Linked DNA regions of Mus musculus: regions 1 and 2 are each linked to region 3. The links are chromatin loops, found by intact Hi-C in ENCODE. Cell type or tissue: heart. All regions are shown on one strand. Links, peaks and the distances in the headings refer to the core of each region. The heading gives the core; the rest is flanking DNA.

What was found. Hi-C counts contacts between places; a loop is a spot of excess contacts. Peaks named below come from ENCODE experiments on the same cell type or tissue, not always from the same donor. Only the 100,000 strongest peaks of a DNase experiment are listed, where the experiment ranks them.
Region 1: a loop joins it to region 3, with 2.5 times the contacts of the local background. A loop is called at or near these places in 4 of 42 quality-filtered maps.
Region 2: a loop joins it to region 3, with 2.0 times the contacts of the local background. A loop is called at or near these places in 4 of 42 quality-filtered maps.

Annotation. Positions count from the first base shown.
Region 1 is chr3:122,781,768-122,786,767 of GRCm38, forward strand. The region is part of intron 7 of Pde5a (phosphodiesterase 5A, cGMP-specific); the gene reads left to right. Among named protein-coding and RNA genes, the nearest start is that of 4930447N08Rik, 18 kb to the right of the region's middle. In heart, for the core only: a CTCF peak has its summit at 2,741 (motif pointing left); no DNase peak of the experiment used is centred there.
Region 2 is chr3:122,771,888-122,776,887 of GRCm38, forward strand. Pde5a (phosphodiesterase 5A, cGMP-specific) reads left to right here. Exons shown (of 21, transcript NM_153422.2): 4 at 2,666-2,737; 5 at 4,369-4,458. Among named protein-coding and RNA genes, the nearest start is that of 4930447N08Rik, 28 kb to the right of the region's middle. In heart, for the core only: no CTCF peak of the experiment used is centred there; no DNase peak of the experiment used is centred there.
Region 3 is chr3:122,506,651-122,513,114 of GRCm38, forward strand. It overlaps Bcar3 (breast cancer anti-estrogen resistance 3), which reads left to right. Exons shown (of 12, transcript NM_013867.3): 5 at 1,476-1,921; 6 at 4,569-4,672; 7 at 5,701-6,353. Among named protein-coding and RNA genes, the nearest start is that of Gm34349, 30 kb to the left of the region's middle. In heart, for the core only: a CTCF peak has its summit at 2,627 (motif pointing right); DNase peaks (open chromatin) are centred at 2,631, 3,451, 4,001 and 4,381; H3K27ac peaks cover 1,650 bases.

The DNA.
Region 1 (5,000 bases), core at 1-5,000, 270 kb after region 3:
TGGTGTTAATCGACAGAGAATTATTTCTTATAGCAGAACTCTGGTTAGCACAGGCTTGTTCTGTTCTTATGAACTCGTTCAGCTAAGAACCACAAATACTGCTCTTCTGTTACATTTTTTTCTGTTTACATATCTGGAAATATCGTAGATTTCCTGGCAAGCTTTCTGTAAGACTATTCCAAGTTGGAATCGGCCATGAGAATTTACCTAGGAACAGGAGGAGGTCTACCATCCTAATCTTAGACATCTATGTACCCGCTCTTTTCCACCGTTTTTAAATATGTACTCATTTTTCTATTAATAGTATTTATTTTGAAAAGTATGTGCTGTGTTTGTAGATGGAGGATAAGACGCAGTTATCCCAGTCTGGCAAGTGCTTTCTGGAGATTGTGAAGTGGATTTAGGGCACACTACTAAATGTTCTTACTAATATTTTTTTTTTTAACCATACCAAAAAACATTATTGTTCTCTCAAATGCTAGGATATTCTTTTTTCCTTTTTAAAAAATTAGATAGTTTCTTTATTTACATTTCAAATGTTATCCCCTTTCCTAGTTTCCCTTTCTCCCAGAAACCCCCTATCACATCCTCCTTCCTCCTGCTTCTATGAGGGTGTTCATCCACCAACCCACCCACTCCCACCTCCCCTCCCTTGATTCCCCTACACTGGGGCACTATTGAGCCTTCATAGGACCAAGGACCTTTCCTCCCATTGATGCCTGACAAGGCCATCCTCTGCTACATATGTAGCTGGAGCCATGTGTACTCCTTTGTTGATGACTCAGTCCCTGGGATCTTTAAGGAGGTCTGGTTGGTTGATATTGTTGTTCTTCCCATGGTGTTGCAAACCCCTTCAACTCCTTCAGTCCCTTCTCTAAGTCCTCTATTTAGGGACCCCGAGCTCAGTCCAATGATTGGCTGCTAACATCACCTCTGTATTTGTAAGGCTCTGGCAGGGCCATTTCAGGCTCCTTTCAGCATGCTCTTTTTGGCATCCACAATAGTGTCTGGGTTTGGTAACTGTATATGGTATGAATTCCCACGTGGGACAGTCTCTGGGTGGCCTTTCCTTTAGTCTCTGCTCTACACTTTATCTCCATATTTTCTCCTTTGAGTATTTTGTTCTCCTAAGAAGGACCGAAACACCCACACTTTGGTCTTCCTTCTTATTGAGCTTCATGTAGTCTGTGAATTATATCCTGGTTATTTGGAGCTTTTGGGCTAGTATCCACTTATCAGTGAGTACATACCATGTGTTTTCTTTTGTGATTGGGTTACCTCACTCAGGATGAGATTTTCTGTTTGCCTAAGAATTTCATGAATTCATCGTTTTTAATAGCTGAGTAGTACTCCATTGTGTAAATGTACCACATTTTCAGTATCCATTCCTCTGTTGAAGAATATCTGGGTTCTTTCCAGCTCCTGACTACTATAAATAAGGCTGCTATGAGCATAGTGGGGCATGTGTCCTTATTACATGTTGGAGCATCTTCTGGGTATATGCCTAGGAGTGATATAGCTGGGTCCTCAGGTAATACTATGTCCAATTTTCTGAGGAACCGCCAAACTGATTTCCAGAGGGATTGTACCAGCTTGCATTTCCACCAGCAATGGAGGAGTGTTCCTCTTTCTCCACATTCTTGCCAGCATCTGCTGTCACCTGAGTTTTTGATTTTAGCCATTCTGACTGGTGTGAGGTAGAATCTCAGGTTGTTTTGATTTGCATTTCCCTGACGACTAAAGATGCTGAACATTTATTTAGGTGCTTTTCAGCCATTTAGTATTCCTCAGTTGAAAATTCTTTGTTTAGCTCTGTAGCCCTGTTTTTAATAGGGTTATTTGGTTCTCTGGAGTTTAACTTCTTGAGTTCTTTGTATACATTGGATATTAGCCCTCTATCGGATGTAAGACTGGTAAAGATCTTTTCCCAATCTCTTGGTTGCCTTTTTGTCTTATTGACAGTGTCCTTTGCCTTTGCAATTTTATGAGGTACCATTTGTTGATCCTTGATCTTACAGCACAAGCCATTGCTGTTCTGTTTGGGAATTTTTCCCCTGTGCCCATATGTTTGAGGCTTTTCCCCACTTTCTCCTCTTTAAGTTTCAGTGTCTCTGGTTTTATGTGGAGGTCCTTGATCCACTTGGACTTGAGCTTGGTACAAGGAGATCAGAATGGGTCAATTTGCATTCTTCTATATGCTGACTGCCAGTTGAACCATCACCATTTGTTAAAAATGCTGTCTTTTTTTCCCCAATGGGTGGTTTTAGCTCCTTTGTCAAAGATCAAGTGACAATATGTGTATGGGTTCATTTCTGGGTCCTCAATTCTATTCCATTGACCTACCTGCCATTCTAAAGAACAGAAATCCACCAAGATGAGGTACCAGAAGTTGTTAAGCATTTATCATACTTTTCAGCTCTTAAAAGCTATATATATATATATGATGATTCTATGATGCTGTAACAACTTTGTTGCTTTTGTTACTATATAAATATGAGTAACTATGCATCCACTATTATGTATAATTGCCTTTACTCCACAGGACAAAGTGAGTTGGTATGATGCTTGTCAAAAGTATGAAACAAGTTATGTAGGCAAACCTTTTGTACTCATGCTGCAGCGTGTATCTGTTTAATTATTTTCATATTGACATTTTGATTTGCACTACAAATTCAACCAATATCTTCTAATATTTAGTGACAGCTGGACAAACCTAGTGAAATAGTGACCTCTGCTGGTAAATATACATTTTAAAACAGCAAAAGCAAAGATTTATAAATGTTTGGTTTCTTTTTGATAAATTCTGTCTGTAGGCCAAATGAAAGATACTTTACCATTTATAATTGTCTACCATTCCAAGTAACTTATAAAATATTTTTATAAGGGACAAATATGCTAGTGTGGTTATTTTAAAAGAGACAAATTCTAACTGATTTTTAAACTAATATTATGGCAATAGAAACTATGCATTGTCAATGGCTTTTCTTACCCTACCATTTCAAAGTTAGCCTTTACTCTAATAATGCAGTAAAAGACCATTTATTCATGAGATAAAATTATTGAAAATGGTTTATTAATAATATTAGCTATCTGGCTTAACTTTATGACAACTGAATGATCAAAGGTGTTTAACAGCTTTAACATTTTGAGAAAGTGTTGTTGATATTGACACTTAATGTTTATTGTATTGTTATATAGTATAAAGTATAATACATATTACATCTATATCTTATACTTCTCTAATTGATTACAAATGGTACAATGATTTAGTACTCTCTATTTCTCAGTACTAAACATTTTGCGAGTTCAGAACTCATCTATGAGATGAAGTGCTGTACAATTTATGTTAACAATTAAATAAATCATTTCTATTTTTAAGCTCTTCTCTATTGATTGAAAGTCATGGGTTCTGAGCCTAGGGATTCAACCTGCTTGATAAACTACTTGCCACGCATGCACATAGCCCTGGGTTTGATCGATAACACTGCATAAGCCAGGTATGCTTGCACACACATGTAATCCTGGCACTGCAGAGATGGAGATGGTGAGGAGGTAGGGTCACATGGTCATGTGTAGCTCCACAGTACGTGCAAAGGCAACATGGACTAGAGACCCTGTCTACAATATTAAAGGATAAAAATTCAGGGCTGTTTTCAGATTATTTTCTTTTATATGCTTAAATAACATTGAGTACAGTTTTCACATGTTAGATATCAAAATGTGAACAACTATTCCTGTGAACCTTGTATATCTTTATTAGAATTGTTATGTAAGCAAGATGAAGTTAGTAGTGACTTTAGAGTTGGCTTGTCACCCCAGATTCCAGAAGTGGGGTACACTTCCAGGTGATGGGAGGTTTTTTTTTCTGTGCTGTGATACAGAGCTCATGTTGGAATTGTGTTAACCCTTTATTTTCAGGAGACATTTTAGTCCTGCTATTCCATCCTTGTGATATTTATTTTTCTTAAATAAGTGTGCCTTTTAATTATGAAATGATAAACACATAGATTTTCTCCTTCATATTAGTCTTGGACTATATATACTAGCTAGAACTTGTTATTGATTATTAAATTAAAAAATACAAATGTAGTTCAACTTAAGAAAAACTACTTCCTATGCTCTCTTTTTTTTTTAAATTTTATTTTTTTACTTATTCACTTTATATCTTGCTCACTTCTCTGCTCCCCTCCTGGTCACCCCTCCCACAATCCTTCCCCCATTCCCTTCTCCCCTTCTCCTCTGAGCAGGTGGGGACCCCTGGGGATACCCCACCCCACCCTGGCACTTCAAGTCTCTGTGAGGCTAGGTGCTTCCTCTCCTACTGAGGCCAGACAAGGCAGCCCAACTAGGAGAACATATCCCACATTCAGGCAACAGCTTTTTGGACAGCCCTTGCTCCAGTTGTTCAGGACCCATATGAAGGCCAACCTGCACATCTGCTGCATGTGCAGGGAGGCCTAGGTCTAGCCTGTGGATGTTCTTTGGTCGGTGGTTCAGACTCTGAGAGCCCCAAGGGTCCAGATTAGTTGACTCTGTTGGTCTTCCTGTGGAGTTCCTATTCCCTACTACATTTAAAGTGAGAAAAATTCCATTGCAAAGATAACAGGCACCAAGCAGAGGAATGTAGAACTCAGACTGTATTTAACTACAGGTAATGCTGTATACTAGCTAGTGTGTGATTTCTTTGATCTCTGAAGCTTCAATTTCTTCTTCTGTAATGATAGAATTTCATTAAGGCTCAAAAGGACCTAATACCTGTACATTTTCAAAACCCTTCCCTGTAGCTTGTAGCTGCTGTCCCAGGCGTGTCTTGGGTTCACATCAGCCTACAAAGGTTCCTGTGAACTTCTGCAACTCAGAAAGCCTTACCTTCCCCCCAAATTCCCTGCCCTTGCTTTCTCAGAAATTTTCTCTTATGCAGCTCTGTTGATATCTACTCTACAAATACTGAAATGTATGACTTAGCCCAGCGCTTCCAGAAGGAGATGCTGAGACCTGTT
Region 2 (5,000 bases), core at 1-5,000, 260 kb after region 3:
AACTAGTCCAGGATCAAAGTACAAGAATGGTACAAGAAGCAAGGTTTAAACTATACAAAGGAGTTCAAAAGGGAGATGGCATTAGAGCGGGGACCAATTGATGTCTGAAGCCAAGTGGGAAATCCAAGGTAAGGAAATTGAGCTTCCAAATGAGCGCTCAGTGTCTGAGCTTCCATGTGGTCAGAGTGAAGTGTGTGAGTGGCATCTGTAGGCCGTAGGAGAGTCCACGCCGCAGGTGGGGGCCAGTGGGCTTAAAGTGAACTCTGTGAAAAGGCTCAACCGTTAAATTCTACCTATGAGCTGAGTTCATCTCCATCAGCAGCCCTGGCAAGCAATGATGGAGCTTGCCCTCTGCTTAAGCCAGTGCCCCACACAGGTAGCAGGTTCAAATCCTCACCCCAGTAGCATGCAAATAAAAGTTAAAAGGAAAAGTACAGAGGCTTATGCCAGCAAGCATAGCATATGATGAGAGGTGGAGGCAGGAGGATTGCTACAGGGCCAAAGTCATCCCAGCATACAGAGTGAGAGAGACCCTGTCTTAATCAAGAAACCATAGAGAGATGGGGGAGGGAAGTAAGGAAATAAGAGGGAAAGGGAGAGAGAAAATTTGGAGCACAGATTTTAATGAAGGAGAGCCCCAGGGACCCTCATGTGTCTGCTGACGAAATCTTGTTCCAAGTGTTCTGATACTAAAATGGAAGACACCAGGAACACCGTGGGACCAGTGTATTTTGAGTCTGCTTTTCTACTGGGTATTGATGTTCCCTGACCCACCTTCTCTTGTATGTCTCCCTAGTTATCCCAGTCATTGCCTGGACACTGACTGTATAGCCCACTGACCAAGTTAAAGTTTTGATTGCTGGTAGTCCAGGAACTCAGAGTCCCAAATGGCCTGTCTTTTCATTGGCTCCATTTACAGGGGACTTCAACAACCTCATGAAGTCACAATATGGCTTTTATAACTCCAAATTTTTCAGAGTTGAACAGCTGATTTTGTTTCTCTTAAGACTTGAATGTTGACCTACCTCACTGTCAATTTATGGTGGCATACTGATAGACTCTAACTTGATTTGAGGGTCAGTTTTTAAGTAACAGTTTTTGAGTGAACACGTCGAGCGAACTTTCTGAGAAGTGCCCCCCTAATGTGCCCCCAAATATGGGCAACTGCATCATAAAACTCCCCACAAGGCATACTACTTCTGCTTGGGTCATTCTCTGCCCACTGAACTCTGAACTCCTTCTATCAGTTATTCTTTGATTTTTTTTTTTCAAGTAGGCAGTTTAGCCCTTGTTGAATAATGAATGAATGAACAAACATTTAAAATCAGGTTAGACTTACATTGCTACATATGAGGCCCGGTCGGGTTGTTCTCATCAGTTCTGTTTCCAGTGAAAATACCTAGCTATAAACCAGACATGCTTGACCTGAGCCAAAACCTTTCCCAGTCTTTGTCATTGAGACTAGAGAATCTAGAGTATACAAGAGGCCTGTGAAAGTCGGGGTGAGCCAAACCCAGGGCAACAAAGGCAGTTAGGATAAATGAGTAATTCTCTTTTATAAATATAAAAAAGTATATTGTTCTTTTATGATACAATACAGAAGGAGAGAAAATACAAGAAGCAAACCACAAAAAACAAATCAATGTTGGGGGGACCTTTCCCTTTTCCGATCTGTGCTCCGAAGGGGAAACTTTGCATTATTTTCTTGTAGGTAGAGAATTAGAATGAACTGAACGAAGAAACACAAGCCTCCCACACAGAATTCAGACTGTGTTTCCTAAAGTGGGAGCTCTTGGGGGAAGTGGTTTAATCTTGATAAGACTAAATTGGGAAAAGAGCGAAGCAGTTGAATTCATATTAAGAGGGAGCTGCAGTAAGTTGTAAGTTGTTACAGACTTGAAGTAATTCCCCAACCTGAAGTTAGAACTGAACAAGTGTAACAGCCCCTGACACCGAACCACGAGAGGCTTCTTCAAGCCTCTCCAAACCTTTTGTGGAACTCAAGGCTTACGGGCCAAGTTTAGCTTGGCCAACTTAAGTACAGTTTATCTTTCAAATTCCTTCTGACCTATGTGAGAGTAGGCTTCGCCTGTTAATTCCTGTTTTGGTTTTTTTTTTAATAACTTCTTTTCCCAAAAATAATTCTGTTGAAGGTCAAATAATTTTCAAGGCCAGCGTTTCAAAAGAGCACGAGCTACGTTCCTACATGAGAAATTCCTGCACATGCATGATTCGCCCGCATTCCTCTGTAGCTGGCCACTGGCTCCTGCTTCATTTTTAGTGAATGAGCCTTTTTGAAATAGTTGCAGTCAATGTAAAATGTTTGTTTGATTATATATTTTATTGGAAATGTAAAAGATTGTTCTGCTTTGTGTGTGTGTGTGTGTGTGTATTAGAAAACTATGCAGAATATTTACTTAAAACACAATTACCTGCTAGCTTAATCTGATTATAAGATGAAGATCTGAAGTCCAGTGAGGTTTGGGCTCTAGGAAATTAGGAATATTACTACCCTTCTTAAGAATAAAAGGCTGGACGCAGGAGTTTTGTTTTAGCTTTGCAGCTTTGTGCTTTTAAACAGCCCATGTCTGCTGTAAACACGTTCACTTTGAGGATCTGAGGATAATGGAAAAAAAAAAGTGTCACTTTTCTCTTCTTATCCTAGGTTGTTGGTGTAGCTCAGGCCATCAACAAGAAATCAGGAAATGGTGGGACCTTCACTGAAAAAGATGAAAAGGTAACAAAACCAGAGGCTGGCATGATGCCAGCTGAGAGAGACTCGTTCTCTCTATGGCACATGACCTCTGGAGTAAGGCCTTGCTGAAATGGTTGCTTGAAAAAAAATTACGGTGAGAGGTGTGAGTGTGTGTGTGTGCTCGTGTGCATGCATCAGTAACAATTAAGGAAATGGGGGCATGGAAGAAGTTGGCGAGGCAAGAGGGTGGAAGGGAAAGGAGATAACTACAGTACTCATTTGTGAAATTCTCAACAAAATATTTTTTGAAGAGGAAAAAAAATGATGTGAATTTGAGAACACTGTCTTCAGCTAACTATGGTGTTGTTTGACCTGAGGGTTCTTGAGTGTCATCAGGAACCCCGTGTTCTCCCCTCACAGAACCACCCGGCAGCCTTCCCCTGAGCTGGGTGCACAGGAAGGGTCCCTCTGTGTTCTAGTGTTCTCATTGTACTTTCCATACATGTCGGACAAACATTCATCCTGGAATGGGAACACTGACTTCTCTAAGCCCTGTACCCTGCACTTTTCCTGCTGGTAAAGCAAATCTAGTTTTATACGCTTCACACAGGAGTGCCCAGGTGTAAATTCAGGATGGAGTATAGGAATTCATCTTCCAAGAGAACAGCAACCAGCGTTATCTTACTGTTCCCCTCCAAGTCTTAAGAAAAACATTCCACCTTCCACACTGGCAAGATTCCCCTCCTGCTCATCCTTAGGTCTGCCTCTGCCTTCATTCTCCAGAGACCATCGAGTTTTATCTATTGAATATGTATTGTACATCTGTCATAGCACACAGCATTTCCATTGCTCCAAGCCGTTGCTGGTGTGTTGTTCCTCTGAAAACTAGTTGGTATTTAATTCAAACAAGGCGATTACTTGTGTTTTTGTTATATAGCAGTATTGACACCTATGCTAGCCCCTATGTATGTTGTAATCCAAACCATAGGAAGTGCCTTTGAAAGTCAGAGTAGCATACTTCTATGTTATTAATTACACCTGGATACTTGATATCAAAGCATAATTATTAGATAAACTTTATGTCCACTATTCTTATAGTCCACTGGAATAACCCTACTCTTAATAGATATTTAGAACTGTATCACATCTTGACAAAATATATCCATAGGTGTGGATAAATCATACCATTTAAAGATTGCTTTAATCACTAACTTAACCATGAGCACATCACCCTACTTCAGTGTAGTAAGGATTCAGATTCAATTTAAAAAGATGTATTTAAACTAATACTGGTAACCTTGCATAACACTTGTTACTGCCAATGCTCTCTTAAATATGTACGTTTTCATTTGCTGCAATAATAAATTATGAGCGGTTTACTTGATCCCTCAGAGGTTTGCATCTTAGTGTCATATCCAATCTACTCCAAGTCTTATAGAGGGGAAACTGTGATTTCATACACAGTCATCATTTCCAGGCCTCTTCTCTTCTTCAGTCATCTGTTAACTTACACCTGTTGGCTAACACTCAGCCTATCCTGCTTTTGTGCATAGCGAGCATCTACATTTTAGCATTTCACATTTGCTTCAACTATAGTACTTTCATGTTTCAGGCAGTGTTTCTAGATAGTTTTACTGGCAGTTCCAACCTGGCTGTTATCCTCTCTGTTCTAGGACTTTGCGGCCTACCTGGCATTCTGTGGTATTGTTCTTCACAATGCTCAGCTCTATGAAACGTCATTGCTGGAGAACAAAAGAAATCAGGTAGGTGTCACTTCTAAAGAAATCAGGAAAGTGTCACTTCTAAAGAGATCAAGGTAGCCCATGTTAAAAAAACAAAAAAACAAACAAAAAAAACAACAAAAAAGACCTTGGTCTCGTAAATATTTTTGCCACTTTTTTCTGGTGGTCATTTCCTTTTATGGTTTCCATGCTCAAAGGCGCCATCGCAGTTAGACAGTGTTCTTTGCCACCAGAGACATACATGAAATAATGTCATTAAATAATGTTCTTAGCTGCTGCTCTTCAACTGTAGGCACCCTTCCGTTCCATAGCTTCCCAAGGGAGCATCTTAGCATCCTTGGGGTCTTCCTGACATCCTTCCCCAATCCTATTTCTTAGACCTGCTATCTGAAACTTTTTTTTCTTATTAATTGCTGAAGTTGCTAATATACATATTGGTCTACAGCCATGATGAACTGTTCTTAAGTTTTGTTTATGTTAGTTCTAATTTTTAATTATGCTATGAATATATCTGTATTGCTCTTGCTGTATAACTTTTAATTTCCTCCAATATTAATTAATTC
Region 3 (6,464 bases), core at 565-5,564:
ATATCCTAGGGGAAAAATGTCATCACTTCTGTCCTTGTTAGCGCGCCAGGAGGGTGAGCTCTCAGGAGGACATCATTCTGGACGCTAACTGGAACCCGATGGCAAGGGAAGCCGGGTGCCAACACTGTCCCTTTGAAGGTTTCAGCCACTCTATAAGCAACAGCATTATCTACATCTTATGGATGATGTAACTGAACCACAAGGCACTTATGTAATTTGTCTAGTCACACAGCTGGGGCAGAATACAAACCTAGGTGGTCAGGCTCCAGCATGATGTACTGGATGGCTGGCAACATCAGCACCATAGTGGCTACCTGTGGGGCTGTCCACTGCATTACAGGCATTGTACTCCTCGTGCTTTGCCTATTTCTCATATGCAAATGGATTATCTTTACAATAACTTTGTGGGGTGAGGAAACCTCAAATGTCTTTGTATTTTTTTTTTCCTAGCCTCCTAGCTTGTCCAGAATCCACCATGCCATCCCTGGGTTCATCCTGCTCTGTAAACGGAAATCTGAGGAGGATGATTAGGGGACCCAGACCCAGATAGCCTCTTCCTCTTCCCTTTGGAAAAAAAAAATCAGACCCAATGAGCATACAACTTCATTTCGTCCGCTGTTTTACATTCTCTAAGTCTGTGTAAATGTCCTCTTCTTGGGACATCTTCCTGGCCACCCTCATTTGAACAATAACCCTTCCAAATAGCCCATCTCCCTTCCAAAGTTTTTCTTTCCTTAGCTTCACAATATTCAGACTCACCATACTTGCAGCCGTCTGTCCCGAGAGTGCTATACCAAATACACACACGCACGCGCGCACACACACACACACACACACACACACACACCACAAAGCCCCCGAGGAAGCACACTTAGTCATTGCTGTGTCTCCTGAGTCTGCAGTAGTGCTGGGCATGTAGAAGATGGTCCATAAATAGTTTGGGTGTTTTGTTTTGCATTTGAGAGGGGGATGACCTCAAATGAATTATGTATTCCAGGCTGACTTCAGACTTACAGTCCTCCTGTCTTAGTTTCCTGAGCACATTGATCACCCGTGTGCAGAGCCATACCCAGCTAGGATACAGTCCTTGAGTGTGTCATTTAACAAACAAACTAAAGACGTGACTAAAAAAAGGGAGTGATAGGAGATGGCCCGGTTGGTAAAATAGTCATCTTGCAAGGACAAGGATATGGGTTCGATCCCCAGAACCCTCATTAAAAACAAAACAAAAACAAAAATCAGGAGAGCCAGGTGTGGTAATACATGGAGTGGAGAGGCAGAGAGAGGCAGATACCTGGGTTGTGGGAGACCGATTGTGCCTAAGGAAAGACTCCTCTGGTCTCTGCACGCATGCGCACACATTCGCACACATTCGCGCACATGCGCACACAGCAGACATAGCAGCACTGCCTTCTGGAAGTTCTTGAGTGAATATGTTTGCCTTTCCTGCTCCTCATTCACCATTTTGACTACAGGTGTCTGAAAACCTTGTGCAGCGGGATGGGGACTTCCTGGTTCGCGACTCCCTGTCGAGCCCCGGAAACTTTGTCCTGACCTGTCAGTGGAAGAACCTCGCTCAGCACTTTAAGATCAACCGGACTGTCCTGCGGCTCAGCGAGGCCTACAGCCGTGTGCAGTACCAATTCGAGATGGAGAGCTTTGACTCCATCCCGGGGCTGGTCCGCTGCTACGTGGGCAACCGGCGGCCCATCTCCCAACAGAGTGGTGCCATCATCTTCCAGCCCATCAATAGGACAGTGCCCCTCTGGTGTCTGGAGGAGCGTTATGGCACCTCCCCGGGCCGAGGCCGGGAGGGCAGCCTGGCTGAGGGAAGGCCAGACGTGGTGAAGAGGCTGAGCCTCACCACAGGCAGCAGCATCCAGGCTCGGGAACACAGCCTGCCCCGAGGAAACCTCCTCAGGTAGGTCTGTGGAGTGCTGGGGCCTCGCTTAGGCGAAGGGGAGGAGAGGGTTTTAGAACACTCACCGTCAGTGGATAGTGGTCACGAGTGTGCATGATTAACCCCCACTTAAAGAGCATCAAAATCAAGTGGTGGAGCTAGATGCGGGATGCGTGTGAGTAATTTCAGTGCTTTGAGGCTAAAATGGGGCGAGTGCCCCAAGTTCAAAGCCATCCTTGACTACAAAATGAGATTCCCCATTTCTAAAACTAAAACAACAACAAAAACAACAACAGGGTCTGAGCAGGGGATATGTGGGGGACACTGCAAAGAAGAGGGGGTTCCAGGGACTTAATGTGAGACGTTCAAGGGCCAGAGGAGCCTGGAGGGTTGATTGGCCAGGCTAAAGTAGAGGGTCTGTGTAAGGGAGGGATGGGGTTAGGAGGAACCCGACCGCACCCCACCAACGCTGATGGTGGAGGCTTTCTGCCCGGCTACAAAAGTTTGGCACAGTGAACAGCAGATCCTGAAGCAGAACTGGGTAGCATTAGGCACAGAGTGGGGAGAGACGGAAGCAGGGGAGCCAGCATAGGCTTCAGCAAGGGCCCAGGCTGGAAGGGGGAGGTGGGGTCGATTTCTGAGGTCTTCAGGGTTAGAGGAAAAAGCCCACCTAGGCAGTATACTAAGGGGAGGGCAGGGACTGTGGACATGCTGTGTGTCAGCATCCAGCAGGGGTCAGTGCTGAGGCTAGGGACTGGCCCTGCGGAAAAGGATTGGCTTGGAGGGAAACAGATGGGGTTTGAAGGACTGGAAGCGTAGAGGGAGGAAACTGGACTCCTGTGCCTCCTGGGCTGAAGTGTTCAGAGAATAGACAGGCAAGGCTGAGAAGGGAGCTCAGTATTTGCATAGGACTTAGCTTCCAGAGACGAGACACCTTTTCAGGGCCAATTGCTGGGGAGGAAAGCTGAGATGTAGCCTGGACCCCTCTATTGCCCTGGCTCCCCCGGCTCCTGGTGTCTCATATAAGTAAGCGTGTCCATTCGCCTCTCTGCTTTCCTGTCTGGGCCAAGAGAAAATATAAACTATAATTTCTTTACTGCAAACGCCTTATGAAATACAGGACTATGTAAGTAACATAAACTGTAGCTGTTGCCTGGTATGTATTAGTCAGCAACTGACTCAGAACCTGTGGCTCCATGCTGGTTCCCATGTGGTTAGCTGTGCAACCCTAGGCAGACACCTTCAACCTCTCTGGGGCTCCCTTCCTTGGTCTGGAAGCATAGACGCTGTTGAGTGAGGGTGCAGGAAGTGGACCGTGTTTACTCTCACAGCAAGCGCTGGTATTCCTGGGAGCTGTTTTTCTCTGCAGGGGAGGCAAAAGTCAGACTTAGGGGCAGGCAGGGAGGCGAGGAAGGGTCTGGGAGATGCTCTTCTGATTGGCCTTTGGAATGTAGAGGCTCTGGGATAGTTTCCCACAGGAAGCGACCAACACACTTCAGGTGGGGGAAGGGCGACCTCACCATGACCAGTGTGGCCTTAATGGGCTAGTCACCCTACCCTGCTGCCCTTCAGTGACTTTCCCACGTCAGCTTTGGCCCACTGCCACCTGCTGCCTGCCTGGCAGCCTGGGGCCCTGGGCAAAGGTGTGTATTTTCAGGCACTCTGCTTCCCACCTATCTAGCCACACTGGACTCCCGGAACAATCTGATGGGTTGATTGTTGATCATGGTGGACACGCCTCTAACGTCCACCAACGTTTCTCCAAAGTCATTTCCTTTAGTAATTTGCTACTTATCTTTGAGTGGTTGCTGGAAGGTTTTGATTGTTTGTTTCCAAACATAGGGAAGATCTTCCGGTTTGTGTGACACTGGGCTATGCTTCCGGAGGACCTGTTTATCACAGCCTGGCTGGTAGAGCGTATCTCTTCCTCTGTCAACAGAATACAGTCTACCGCCGCCTGTAGTTAGACCGATCCCCAGTTAATCAGACCGGACAGAGGGAGTGTGGGAGAAAGTGCCTCCAAGTCACCCTCTACCTTTCCCTGGCTGGTTGTGCGCTGTGCCTCCCAGTTGACTGTACCGGCCACTTTTGCTTCTAACTCAGCAGTTAGAGATCACCTGTGGGTGTTCCCCAAGCCCAGCCAGGAAGATAGGGATGACCGCCACCTCTGACCTGTGCAGCTAATCTGTACATAGAGATAGAAAGTGACCCCCAGCTTCCTCCCAGCTGACATTGAACCATTGTGGAAAAGTCGTGTTAGTTAAATAAGCCATTCCCCCAGGGACTGAGAATCATTTAAAGCTGTTTTTTTTTTTTTTTTTTTTTTTTTAAAGAAGTATACACATTCCAGTTCATCAGATGCCTTCCCACTACTCCCCAGAGGATGGTGACCCATTCAGCACGGTCTTTTCAACAGGATGGAAGGAAGGGCTGAGGAAACAGCCCAGGACTCAGCTGCTCTGGCCCTGGGGACTCTGGCACACCCAGTCAGTTCAGTTGCCCCTCCTCTTCGGCCTTTCCTTTACTGTTAGGGTATGCGCTGCTGCGTTCAAGTTCATTCCCATTCCGGGGAGTTTTCTTTTCTTAACTTTCCCTGAGTGAGTGACGTAGCCTGAAGGAGGGTTTTACTACTTAATAACACGTTTCTGCCTGGTCTCTCTGGCTTCAGGAATAAAGAGAAGAGTGGCAGCCAGCCCGCCTGCCTGGATCACGTGCAGGACAGGAAGGCCTTAACCCTCAAAGCTCACCAGTCGGAGAGTCACCTGCCAATAGGTAGGTGTCGGGGAGTGTCAGGCAAGAAGGTGGTAGTGTGGCCCTGGGGGTCCTCGAACTTTTTCTGCCCCAAACAAGCCACGGGGTGTGAAGATTCCATATCTTGGAGGGGAGGTTGGCAGAACTGTTTGGTTATGGCACGCTAAGCTTAATGCTTTATGCATCCAAACATTTAAGTCTCATAACCAGCCTTCAAAGTGGGCACAGTTACCCTCATTTTGCAGCCGTGGAAACTGAGTAAGTATTGAGTAAGAGGGTCACCTAGCTTTTGTACCCAGGATTTTACATTGCAAACCCTGTTGATATGTGGTGGTCATCATGATAGCAGAACTCACTCCTTAGCTGCCCCCTGCCCCATCAGTGGCTCAGATAGTCTGGGGGCTGCTAATGGAGTGGCTGTCCACAGACACCTTGCTGTTTCTCTGTGTTCTGTTCATAGCCAGAAGAGTGGTGGGGCGTGGAACTTGGGAACTCCATAAGCATTTAGTGCCAGTGGGAGGATCTTTCATTTCTTTTAATAAGTAACCTTCCACAGGGCCACAAAGTGACTTTTCCCAGTGCTCCTTTGTAAAATGTTTGTTTGGCTTATCTCCGTGTGTCTGTCTATCTTCCTTGCATCTCTTGCTCTCTCTTTAGTGCTGCCTGAGATCCACCCTGACTTGGTGACTCAGAGCCTTTCATGCTATGTGGCTGAAGGTTTCCGTTTCTTCTGACGGGATTGTGCTGTTCACTGCCCAAGACCTGTTTCCCTGTTCTGACTGTCCCAACCTGCTATGACCATAAATTGGTGTTAGGGCCCAGCCCCTGGGATTTAGAGTCACCTCTAGAGTGAGGTGGAGCCAGGGACGCCTTCACAGTGTTCTAGACTGCCACAAACCAGAACTGATGTGAGAAAGTCACGGTGTTTTCTTTTGTGGCAAAGAGGAGAACCCAAGGGCATAGGGTGAGAGCTGGGAGCGGTCACTCCCATTTTGTTTTCTGTCCTCCAGACAACTGAGCTTTCTCTGACCTTCTTTTCTCCTCCACAGGCTGCAAGCTGCCCCCCCAGTCTCCGAGTATGGACACAAGCCCTTGCCCCAGCTCTCCCGTGTTCAGGACTGGCAGCGAGCCCACTCTGAGTCCAGCACTGGTACGAAGGTTCTCTTCAGATGCTAGGACAGGGGAGGCGCTTCGGGGATCAGACAGCCAGCTGTGCCCCAAGCCACCCCCGAAGCCCTGCAAGGTGCCCTTCCTCAAGACTCCCCCCTCTCCATCTCCCTGGCTCACCTCAGAGGCCAACTACTGTGAACTGAACCCTGCTTTTGCTGTGGGCTGTGACAGGGGAGCCAAGCTTCCCATGCAAGCCCACGACAGCCACGAGATGCTGCTGACAGCCAAACAGAATGGGCCATCGGGTCCCCGGAACTCTGGCATCAACTACATGATCCTTGATGGGGATGACCAGGCGAGACATTGGGATCCACTGGCAGTGCAGACGGATGAAGGTCAGGAGGACAAGACCAAGTTTGTGCCACCTCTCATGGAGACCGTGTCGTCATTCAGACCCAATGACTTTGAGTCCAAGCTTCTTCCTCCAGAGAACAAACCCCTGGAAACGGCCATGCTGAAGCACGCGAAAGAACTGTTCACCAACCACGATGCCAGGGTCATTGCGCAGCACATGCTGAGCGTGGACTGCAAGGTTAGTGTTCTGTGGCTGTCCCATTCCATTACTCTTAAGGAGGTCTACCTGGCCACACCGCACCTTGCTGGGTCGATGCTTCGTCATAGGGGAGAAAGCCAGACAGTAACG